Regions from separate parts of the Homo sapiens genome. Here region 1 is linked to region 2. Evidence: chromatin contacts called from ENCODE Hi-C or POLR2A ChIA-PET data. All regions are on one chromosome and are shown on one strand. The core of a region is the stretch at or near the end of the contact, and the rest is flanking DNA. Distances in the headings are between cores, read along the strand shown.

The links. A loop is a pair of places that touch in the nucleus more often than their neighbours do. ChIA-PET counts read pairs that join two places held with the same protein, here RNA polymerase II (POLR2A). Pooled maps may share reads with other maps.
Region 1: a loop to region 2 is called in a map of GM12878, with 1.9 times the contacts of the local background. The contact joins two enhancer-like sites. A Hi-C loop is called at or near these places in 4 of 168 maps with a recorded cell type or tissue (CD14-positive monocyte, GM12878, natural killer cell and 1 more), 1 of 37 single-sample maps with no recorded cell type and 2 of 50 pooled maps. POLR2A ChIA-PET finds 5 or more read pairs at or near these places in 5 of 52 experiments (GM12878, H1, K562 and 2 more).

Annotation. Positions count from the first base shown.
Region 1 is chr2:8,240,548-8,245,580 of GRCh38, reverse strand. The region is part of intron 7 of LINC00299 (long intergenic non-protein coding RNA 299); the gene reads left to right. Among named protein-coding and RNA genes, the nearest start is that of LINC00299, 85 kb to the left of the region's middle. Within about 2 kb of position 2,625, at least 2 of the 41 ENCODE cell types and tissues checked have a DNase peak (open chromatin) inside an H3K27ac peak, as active enhancers do.
Region 2 is chr2:8,276,960-8,282,298 of GRCh38, reverse strand. All of the region lies in intron 7 of LINC00299 (long intergenic non-protein coding RNA 299), which reads left to right. Among named protein-coding and RNA genes, the nearest start is that of LINC00299, 49 kb to the left of the region's middle. RefSeq lists enhancers at 367-867, 4,067-4,568 and a silencer at 4,283-4,332. Within about 2 kb of position 3,363, at least 3 of the 41 ENCODE cell types and tissues checked have a DNase peak (open chromatin) inside an H3K27ac peak, as active enhancers do.

The DNA.
Region 1 (5,033 bases), core at 1,376-3,875, 36 kb after region 2:
AAAACTCTTACTACTTTGATATCACGGACGAGAAAACTAAGGCTCAGAAAGGTTATGTAGCTCCCTCAAGCAAACAAGGCTGGTGCTTTAATGCTTGGGCCACATGGCCTGTTTAAGTATTTCAATCACGTTGTCCATTTCTGTAGCTTGTGAGCAAAAGGACCTTACAGGATTCATCCTTTCTCATGCCTCCTCTAGGGTGACCTCATGGCTCTAGGTCCCAGCATCTCTGTGCTGGCTTTTTTGACTAGGTCATGCAGCATTAGAGGTTCCCTCCTCTGAACTCCAATAGAACATGGTCCATATTTATTTCATAGCTTTTGTTTACTTTTTATGCCTTCTTCAGTGGTAAAGTCCCTGAGTTATTTATATCCATTGCCTGGAGCAAAGTAGGAGTTTAATGCATATTTATTGAAGGAAAGTGCTTTCTTCTTCCCTAGAGTGGATAAACAGGAGGGAAAGAGAAAGGAAAGAGAGCAAGCCGGTGATAACAGTAGACATCTACTGTGGGCCTCAGCTTCATCTGTGCCTTCAATACAGGGCAGGTGCATCGACCTCAGGGTGAGAATTATTTTATGTTCAATTCCAGTAAGACCAAATAACCTGGCCTGAATTATTGCATTAAAATAATTTAGGAACTATTAATATATGTTGGTGGTCTTACCAAGTCTCAGGAGATACTAGGAAAGAGGAAGTTGGAGTGAGGAGGGAGGTGGCCACTGCTGGAGGATCTGGCTGGGGCCTGAGAGTGGGAGGAGACCAGAGGAGGAAGTGGCTCTTTCTGACTAGAGTGCCCAAAGTCTCCACTGCTAAGTGGCATCGGGGTTCAAGTTCAATAGCAAAGGGGGTGCCACCTGTGAGACTAAGGCCTGGCCAGGGAGGAGCCATCCCTGTGCTGGGAAGGGAGAGGTTGGTGGGAGGGTGTCTGGAGCTTCCATACTGTATTTGTAACAGGAGTAAAATCAAACTTGGTCCAAGGGGACATTGCAGCGAGCCTGTCAGTCTCTACCCCTGGCATTGTTATCGAGGGGGGAAAGAATGGCTATTTTAAAGGCTGGCTGAAGTTTGTGCTCTTGGCTTTAACACTGTGGCTCTTGGTCACTGGGACCCTTTTAAAACGAAGGTTCCTAAACTCCCGCTAAAAAATCTGTAATCCAGTGGGATCTGCATTTTAGTAGGCACTCAAAGTGATTATGATGTGAGGGGTTCTTTGCAAACCATTTCCCAGAGCCCCCATGGTGAGGACACATTATTGGACAATCTGTGAAGGAGCCTTTTGGTTATTTGATCAGATCATGGTTCTGGGGGAGTCTAGTTTGGAGTGGTTGAGACCAAGAGGATGTAAGTGTTTTGCATAGAAGGAAAACAGGAACCTTCTTGGAGTAGACAGGTTGTTCTGCTATAAAGTAATTTGCATTTTCTTACGGGCAAATCCTAGAAATGGGGATTTCAGTTGAGAATTGTGGTGGGAGGTAGGATAAGAACTCTAGGGGAAAAAGCTTGCTGGCCGCTGCCAACAGTTTGGGACCACAGCCCTGGCGGGGCCAGCCAGGGTCCCCTCTGGAAGCTAAACTTCAGCAGCAAAGACATGGGGTTTTATTTCTGGTCTGTACAGCAATTCTCCTCTTTTATACCCAGCCCTTCACTAAAGGTCTGTTACACGTGACAGTACTGGATGAGGGAAGTCTGAGAGTTAAAGGCCTGGATCCCTGCTTACCTGTGGAGCCGAGTGGCAGGGAAGATAGACATAACTGAGATGGTGTGTTTGTTTCTTGAAGCTGCCATGACAAAACTCCACAAACTGGGTGGCTTGACACCACAGAAATTCATTATTTCAGAATTCTGGAAGCCAGGAGTCTAAAATCAAGGTGTTGGCAGGGGTTCACTCTCTCTGAAACCTGAAACCTTTCTGAAGTGGACCCAGTTACTTTCATTTTAGGGTGAAGGACTTTAGTACGATGGTCAAGACAAGAACCGTGGAGTCAGAATGCCTGCATGCAGATCTCATCACCATGGGTAAGTGGCAAGAGCTGGGCGAAAGGCTAATCTCTGGGGCTGTCCGTGTTCTCATGTGTGAAGGAGAATTCTCTGTTGTCTGTTCCAGCTTCTGGTGTTGCCGGCCATCCTTTGCACTCCCGTCTTGCGGCTGTGTTGCTCCAGTCTCTGCCTCTGTTGTTACATTGCATCTGCTGTGCATCTATGTCCACATTTCCCTCTTCTTATAAGGACAGAGGGCCCATCCTAATGACCTCATTTTAACCTGATTACATCTGCAAAGACCCTATTTCCAAATGAGGTCATGTTCACAGACGCCCGGGGTTAGGACTTGAACAGATCCATTTTGAGGGCACACACAATTCAACCTATAACAGAGGGCTAGATGTGAGACGGTGCCCCCTCCTACCCTTCACTCTGTCTCAAAATCTTTAGAAATATTTTGATGGAGACTAAATTCCTGGTAGAAATATCAGCAATCTCTGAAATGACAGTTTGGGTATTTTTTCCAGAATATTATAAGACAAGGTGACCCCAGATGAACTTGGGCCCACTCTGGTTACATACGTGTCATGAGTGCTTAGTGAACTGTGTGTCAAATGAATTACCTAACTTCATTTGTACCATGGCCAACTCTGTGTCATCATTGCAGGATTCAAGTCTGGCTTGTCTGGGGCCAAGCTGAGTTCTCCATGCAGAGAGGTACTTAATAAAGGCTTCCAATGTTTGTGCAATGAAATGAAAGATCTGCGGGGCTGTTAGGTTCTCAGACAAAAAGATTGCTATGCAAATTCAGAGCCTCATTATTTCACCAAAGGTTGAAAAACTAAAAACAGATCTGGTAGCATAGTCCCCTTGGTTGGCAGGAGCAGTGCTTTGGACCCGGGTCACATTCTGATGTCTCCTTGATCATAAACACCTGGTTCCCAAAGCGTCCGCAGTTTGTTTCATTTTTAAAGACCAGGATGGCAAATTTAAAATTCAAATTCTTTTGAACAGCGGAGAGAATGTAGCTATAAAAGTGTTTCAGACCACAGTGTTTTAAATGAAGGTTAATTTTCTGATAAAATAGGAAATGAAGGAAAAATTATCTCCCTGCACGCAAGCATGGTTTAGAATACTATAGCTCAATTAGATGTTCTGATTGTGCAAACAATCAGCCTCATGTCTTGTTAAACTTCTCTTTTTCAAATTATGAAGCTTTTCTATACTAAGATTAGCAGGAATATTAAGGGTAGAACAGATAAAAGATCCATCTGAGCCAGAAGAAAAATTATAACTTAAGAAGTCTCAAAACGAAATGAACTTCCAAAAATCCCATGGTGTGTCCAACATTATTAAAAAATTGTCCAGCATGAAAATTAACTCCTAGACTCAGAGGAAAGAAGTTATTATTCTTTGCTTTAAGATACTGAGTACATTTTACTCAATGGAATTTTGCTTTGCACATACAGAAATACGTTATACATCATGCATGTTAATCAGACCTATGCAAGATATTGTTTGCAAAGTAGTTTTGGGGATACAGGGTGTTTACTTCACAGGGGCTGGGTTCAGGGGAAAGGGAAGCAAAGACCATTAGAACGTCTTACGTTTTGCTGCAAAGCAATTTTGATACCATAAGTTTTTATAAGTATATGACTTCTGATTTATTCTCAAGCATTTATATTTAACTTTCACTGGGTTGTATCCAGAGCAAAGAGCCATACAGTCATTTTGTGCTGCGTGCGTCTTTTCTACTTTCAGGGCTTGTAGTAAGGTTACAGAATGTGCTGGCACTTCCCAGAGTTTGTCTATTAAGCGAATGAGCGATGCATCATCTTGGTGAGATATTTGGTCCATTTCGCGCCTCTCTCTTCTCATTCCCGCCCTCCACATTTGTTTCCCTGTAGCTGGGCCTCTCCTGTTCTGATGGCAGCCGTGCATCCTGGCCACATCTACCTAGGTGGCTTCTCCTGGAATTTCTTCTGGTTATCCTTCCAGCCTTTGTGTCAGCTCTGAGGCCACATCTTTCAGGAAGCTCTATCTGCCCACCAGGCTCCCCACTGCTGGGTGGCTCCTCCCTGCTTCCCTGAACGTTCTGGACCTTTGCACAGTTCTGACCTTGCTGCTTCCTGGCTGTCTCCAATCTGAACTCTAAGCTCGATGGGTGTAATGTGTGGGTTGGGCTTGCTCTGGTGTCTCTGGCAGGTGGCACCAGGCCTGATATGTAGTGGGTGCTTGACTGCTGTCTGTTGCTCTTAGAAAAAGTAATAATTGAGTATATTTGGGAGTTCCCAGAGGAGACACACAGAGACTCTCCTTTGAAGATGAGATACACTCTTATAAAACCTGAAAAATTTGACCCTAAAATCTCCCTAGAACTGAGAGGGCTATGCAGAGGTTGCCTGGGATGAAGGTTCATTACACTATGATTCCCAGGTTAGGATGAGGGTTGAGGGGATGAAGACATTTTAGGCAGATAAGTGGCCAGGAGTTTAGCAGATTTCATCACTTTATTTGGGCCAATGCAGTGAATTATTGAAAATAATAGTGGATGAGACTTTATGTCATCTCAGAAAAGGGAGCTAAGAAGCACTGTCCTGTGTACTTTACATCAATCCATCATTTTCTGAGGTGGATTCAGGTATTAGCATTTTATTTATTTACGTATTGAGTTTTGAGAGGAAGACTCACTCTGTTGCCCAGGCTGGAGTGCAGTGGTGTGATCTCAGCTCACTGCAACCTCCACCTCATGAGTTCAAGTGATTCTCCTGCCTCAGCCTCCGGAGTAGCTGGGACTACAGGTGTGTGCCACCATGTCTCGCTGATTTTTTTGTATTTTTCATTACAGATGGGGTTTTGCCATGTTGGCCAGGCTAGTCTCGAACTCCTAACTTCAGGTAATCTACCACGTTGGCCTTCCAAATTGCTGGGATTACAGGGGTGAGCCACTGCATCCGGCCAGGTACTTGCATTTTAGAGTGAAGGACTTTAGTATAATGGTCATGACAAGAACTTTGAAGTCAGACTGCCTACGTACAAATCTTTTCTCCATG
Region 2 (5,339 bases), core at 2,114-4,613:
ATTCTGTTCCTCTGGAGCACCCTGGCTGAAACACTGGATGACCACCGCAGCTCCTGTGTGGCCCGCCCAGTGGCCAGAAGGTGACACAGTTTCACCGTGGGGTGTGATGTGGCATCTGAGAGGCTGCCTCGGTGGCTGCTCCTCAAAGCTGAAGAAGCGAGCAGAGGGTCGGTCTCTCCTCATCTTTGCCCCGCGGAACGAGATAAGGGATGGGCCGGCTAGCTGGCGGAGGGCGTGTCCTCACTTGAAGTCTTGAGACTTCAGAAACAAAACTGAAGATACGTTTTAACACTGAAGGTTGTTGGTGCTTGTGGGAGTTTAAAGAGCAGGAAGGGAATTTTCCTCCGTCTCTGTTGTCCTTGTTTATTTTTGGTGCAGGCAGTGTAACAATTTGCCAATACCTGATATGGACGTTTCAGAAGATTGTGGGTTGAGGGGTTTTCAATACTTGTTTGAAATTGTTGAAATTGTCTGAATTGTTACGATAATTGTATGGAAGCATTATGCTCAGAGGAAGGTGGGGAGCTGCTGTGTTTTCGAGGGCAGGGCAGGGCAGGAAGAAACAGGCTGCAAGTACAGCAAGCAAAGGGTGAGGCGGGTGGACAGTTGCGGAGTCTCGGGTGGGGGCTGAAAGCCAGGCCCCCTCCTCACCTTTCTGAGTGGGGCTGGCTGAACCACAGGGCCACAACCATGGGCTTCCTGAAGGCCTGCCTTTCTTGAGGGTGTGATTTTATGAATTGAAAATTATTTCAATTATTCAGCTAGCCATTCATTTACTGCTTTTAAATTTGTGAACTTTGGAGCTGAGATAATAAAACCTAAGACTGAACCTTCACCTTTAGCAGCACTGTATCTTCTAAAAATCAACATTGATACTAAAATATGTGGCTTCTAGTTCTGCCCAGGTCCACGTGGCTTTGAATAATTACCACTCTCGGTGCTTGTCCATCTGTAAACGGGGAATAATAGCACCAAACCTGTTTCTCTTACATGTTGGTTGTGAGAACCAAAAGATAATATACATATACAAAATGCGCTGAAAAATCTCCAGTGCAATGCCAGCCTGAACTGAGAGATTTATTATTAGGCACATAAAAGAGTAGGCATACAGAGGTCTAGAAAGCTCACCTGGGCTGGGTGCGGTGGCTCATGCCTGTAATCCCAGCACTTTGGAGGCTGAGGTGGGTGGATCACTTGAGGTCAGGAGTTCAAGACCAACTTGACTAACACGATGAAACCCTACCTCTACTAAAAATACAAAAATTACACGAGTGTCGTCGTGGGCACCTGTAATCCCAGCTGCTTGGAGGCTGAAGCATGAGAATCACCTGAACCCGAGAGGCAGAGGTTGCAGTGAGCTGAGATCATGCCACTGCACTCCAGCCTGGACAACAGAGTGAGACCCTGTCTCAAAAAAAAAAAAAAAAAAAAAAAAAGAAAGCTCACCTGTCTTTATTTTATTTTTTGCATTATGGACATTCTGTTTGTGAGTCTTTAGTAAATATACAACTATGCAGGTAAAGTCAAGGCAAGAGTCAAATTTTACATAACAACTTGAAAACACTTTCTGGGGATTTGTCTCCTAATAATATACGACTATTTCAGTCTTCTGTTTGTGTTGATTTACCGGAGTAGAGTTGCCAGATAAAATACAGGATGCTTAGTTACATTTGAATTTCAGATTAACAACAAATATTTTTTAGCATGAGTATGTCCAATATTTGAGACATACCAAACAAAGTACTTGTTATTGATCTGAAATTCAAATGTAACTGGGTGTCTTGCATTTTTATTTGCTAAATCTGGCCACCGTATACTGGAGGTCCTTACAGCAGACACCTGAGAGAGAAATCCCATTTTCACATAAACTGCTTTTTTTTATCTTTTTTTTTTTTTTTGAGACAGAGTTTTGTTCTTGTCACCCAGGCTGGAGTGCAATGGTGCGATCTCAGCTCACTGCAACCTCCGCCTCCCAGGTTCAAGCAATTCTCCCAAGTAGCTGGGATTACAGGCGCCTGCCACTACATCTGGCTAGTTTTTGTATTTTTTAGTAGAGACGGGGTTTCACCATGTTGGCCAGGCTGGTCCTGAACTCCTGAGCTCAGGTGATCCACCTGCCTCGGCCTCCCAAAGTGCTGGGATTACAGGTGTGAGCCACAGTGCCTAGCCTTTTTTATCTTTTTTAACAGAAATGGGAATCAATGAATTTATGTTGGCATGTTTGGTAATTTTTTTGCACCTCTCTTCTTTATTTGCAAAATGGAGAGACTATAGTTGTCCTCAGTCTTGGCTGCACATTGAAATCCCAAGGGGACCATTTACAGCTTCTAATGCCTAAGCACCAGAGTCCAAATACATGAGGATCTCGGGTGGAACCTGGGGGCGTTATATTTTACAGCGCCTCCAGGTGATTCTCAGGCATGCAAGGCTGAGCCGGTGGTCTCTTCGGCGACGCTGTGGGGTTAGGTGATGTAGCATCTGTAAAGCACTTCACAGACTATCAGACATGCAATTAGAATGCAGCAAATGGCCCACGCCTTGCTTTGGGAAGAGGGTCCGCAGAGTAGGAGAGGAAGAGTAGGAAGAAAAGCGCCCCAGGTGGGTGGCAGGCTGAGCAATGCCCCACGCAGGAGTTCCAGGTGGATCTTATGGATCTGTGTGACTGCAGCACAATTTGGCAGGTGGGGGTGGGGGAAGAAATGTGGGAAAGGTGGGCAGAACCAGTCATGGAGGCTTTGAACTTGGGCTTCATCTTGTAGGGTGATCAGGAGCCATGGGACAGGATGCACATACTTGAAGGAAAGCATTTTCTAGGGGAAGCCAGGGTGGGGAAACCTCCTTACATCCGTGCAGGAGTCCCATGTCTCATGGGCTGATGTGGGTCACGTGGGGTTTGTGGAACATAAAATCCCCAGGGTCGGAATCTTGTCTTGCTCTATGTTGTATCCTTAGCACTAGAACCACGCCTGGTACATAGTAGGCACTTGGTAGAGGGTATCGATTGGGAGAATACACGAAGGACAAAAAATCCAAACGAAGGAGAAGCTTGGCAGAGGCAGCAGGGGACTGCAGGACCAGCCCTGTCAAAGCAGAATCCCACTGAACTGCTGGTGCCCCTGGACAAGCCATATCCCTTCTTGGCCTCTGTTTCTGTCGCTTAAATGGAGGGCAGGGTCCTTCTAGCTCTAATGTCCACCAATAATTAAATGCTTCTGATCCTGAACGAGTTCATGACCTTCTTACTGATGCGCCAAGTCCTAGGTGGAAACTCCATCAGAAGCCTTTGTGTTTCCCTGAGTTCTGGAAGCCTGGCCCCAGGAGGCAGAGTTGGGGCAACTCATCCTGGCTGCTGGGAAACCCAGGCTTGGATGGAAGGCAGCTTGCTGCTGAGGCTGGTGACCTTATTAGCAGTGGTTGGACCAGATCCTCTAAAGTCATTTTCACGGTTGTAGGTCCAAGTGCTGTGATGGTGGGAGGGAGGTCTTCCCAGGCAAGGAAGGGGCACTGGCCGGGGTGGGGAAGTCGGGCTCCTAGTCCCAGCTGCTGTGCCTCCCCTCTGGGCAAGCCATCTTACCTGTTTGCATGTTAGTTTCTTTAGTTGTAAAACAAGGAATTTATATTAAGTTAACTCTAACAGACCATTTTCGGTTTTCAACTCCTATGATTTTGTAGCATGCTCTCGGGTTTCTTTTATCTTTATCTCCGTGTATCTTTGTTTCTAAAAGATCCAGGCCTCGATGACACCTTTTCCTCCCTAGTACTTTCAGCCCACGAGAGAATCTAAAAGCTGACTCTGCACCTCCGGGTGCTGCCGAGCCTTTTGCACAGAAAGAAGAGAAAGCTGGATAGTTTTTTTTTTTCTTTTGCTTCTTCGTTAACAGATATTTTTAGCTTTTCTAAAAGCTTCTCATTCTGAGCCTTAAAAAGAAATAAGAACCTGTTCCAAAAATGCAAATTCTCTGGCAAGAAGCAAGAGGGGTGTTTTCAATCTTCCCTGAACGATTGTTTTCTCTCCCACAGACCCTCGTGGTGCAGCAGAGGGCAGCTGGGGTGCGGGAGGAGGTGGGAGGGTGAGGCTGTGGCCAGCAGGAGCCAGGCCTCAGGGTGCCAGCCTGGACCAGGAGCATGTGCTGGGGGCTTGCTTTCCGCAATCAGGCACTTTTTCAAGTTGGTCCTGAACGGTTCTGGACTGGATGGCAGGCTGCTGTGTGTGATTGAGAATGTTGCCTGTCTGAGCCCTGAGATGAGCTGAGGGTTCCTCCTCCCCAGCCAGCACCAGCCTCACACAGCCCTTGTAAATCTGAAAGTGCTGTTGGTAGCAACCAGGGATGGGCAGAGGCAGCCCTGTCCTGAGGGTGACATGAAAGTGAGAGCAAGCTGAAGCTCCAGTTGGCTTAGTCTTCAAAAGTGTCACTTTCAGATTATATCCCTCAGCTTTAAAATATCCTTCTTTGAAGTCCATCCTGCTCTGCCCACTATTTGTCCCCGGTGGTCACTTCCTCCTCTGTGCTCCCGTGGCCTGGGATTCACACCAGGAAAGAACGCCACGAAGAAGGAATGGTGAGTGGTATGTGTGTCTGCTTCCCATGGGGATGGGAAATGGAGAGAGAACTGCCCAGTGGGATTGTTACTTCGCCCGGCACCTTGCAGGAATCTTGCAATCACTTCTCATTTACATTTTTTATTCCCTAGCATCTAGCTCATAGTAGATGCTCACTAATGCACTAATGCTGGATTGCCATACCTAAGATTTTTCCTGTGTATCTTTCAAAACTAATCCAAAGGTTGCTTATATTCTGAAATAATAATCAGTCCTTGAATCTCTTTGAATAACAACACAATTTAGTTCCCATTAGGTTAAATTCAGGGAATATTGTGAATGCAGCCTTTGAAAGGAGACCTTTAATATACTTAGGCTTGCAATTATTTTTCAGAAAGTGATTATATTGGCATCTTGATATAAAAATGATGGATGCCACCCTCTGTCCCTTACACACTCAGTTCCGGTTCTCAAAAGTTAGCGATGGAGATGGGAGACAGTCTGGGTGTGTGCTGGGGAGGCAGGGTGGGCAGTGAGGCAACGTGGCCACTTTCAGATCCTTCAATCTCTTCTTTTTATACGTATAGCTTAGCTTCCTCGTAACTGAAAGCAGAGAATGATTCTGGTTCTTAAACTGAGGCTTAGGAGACCGCTTTATCTATGCACAGTTGTTTCTAAATATTAGGAATAAAGCCAGTTGGGATGAATACTTCTTACACTCACTACAGGAAAATGCTGAGGCATAGACATAGGATCTGAATTCACAACCATCTTTAGGACTGAGGAGAAATAACAGAAG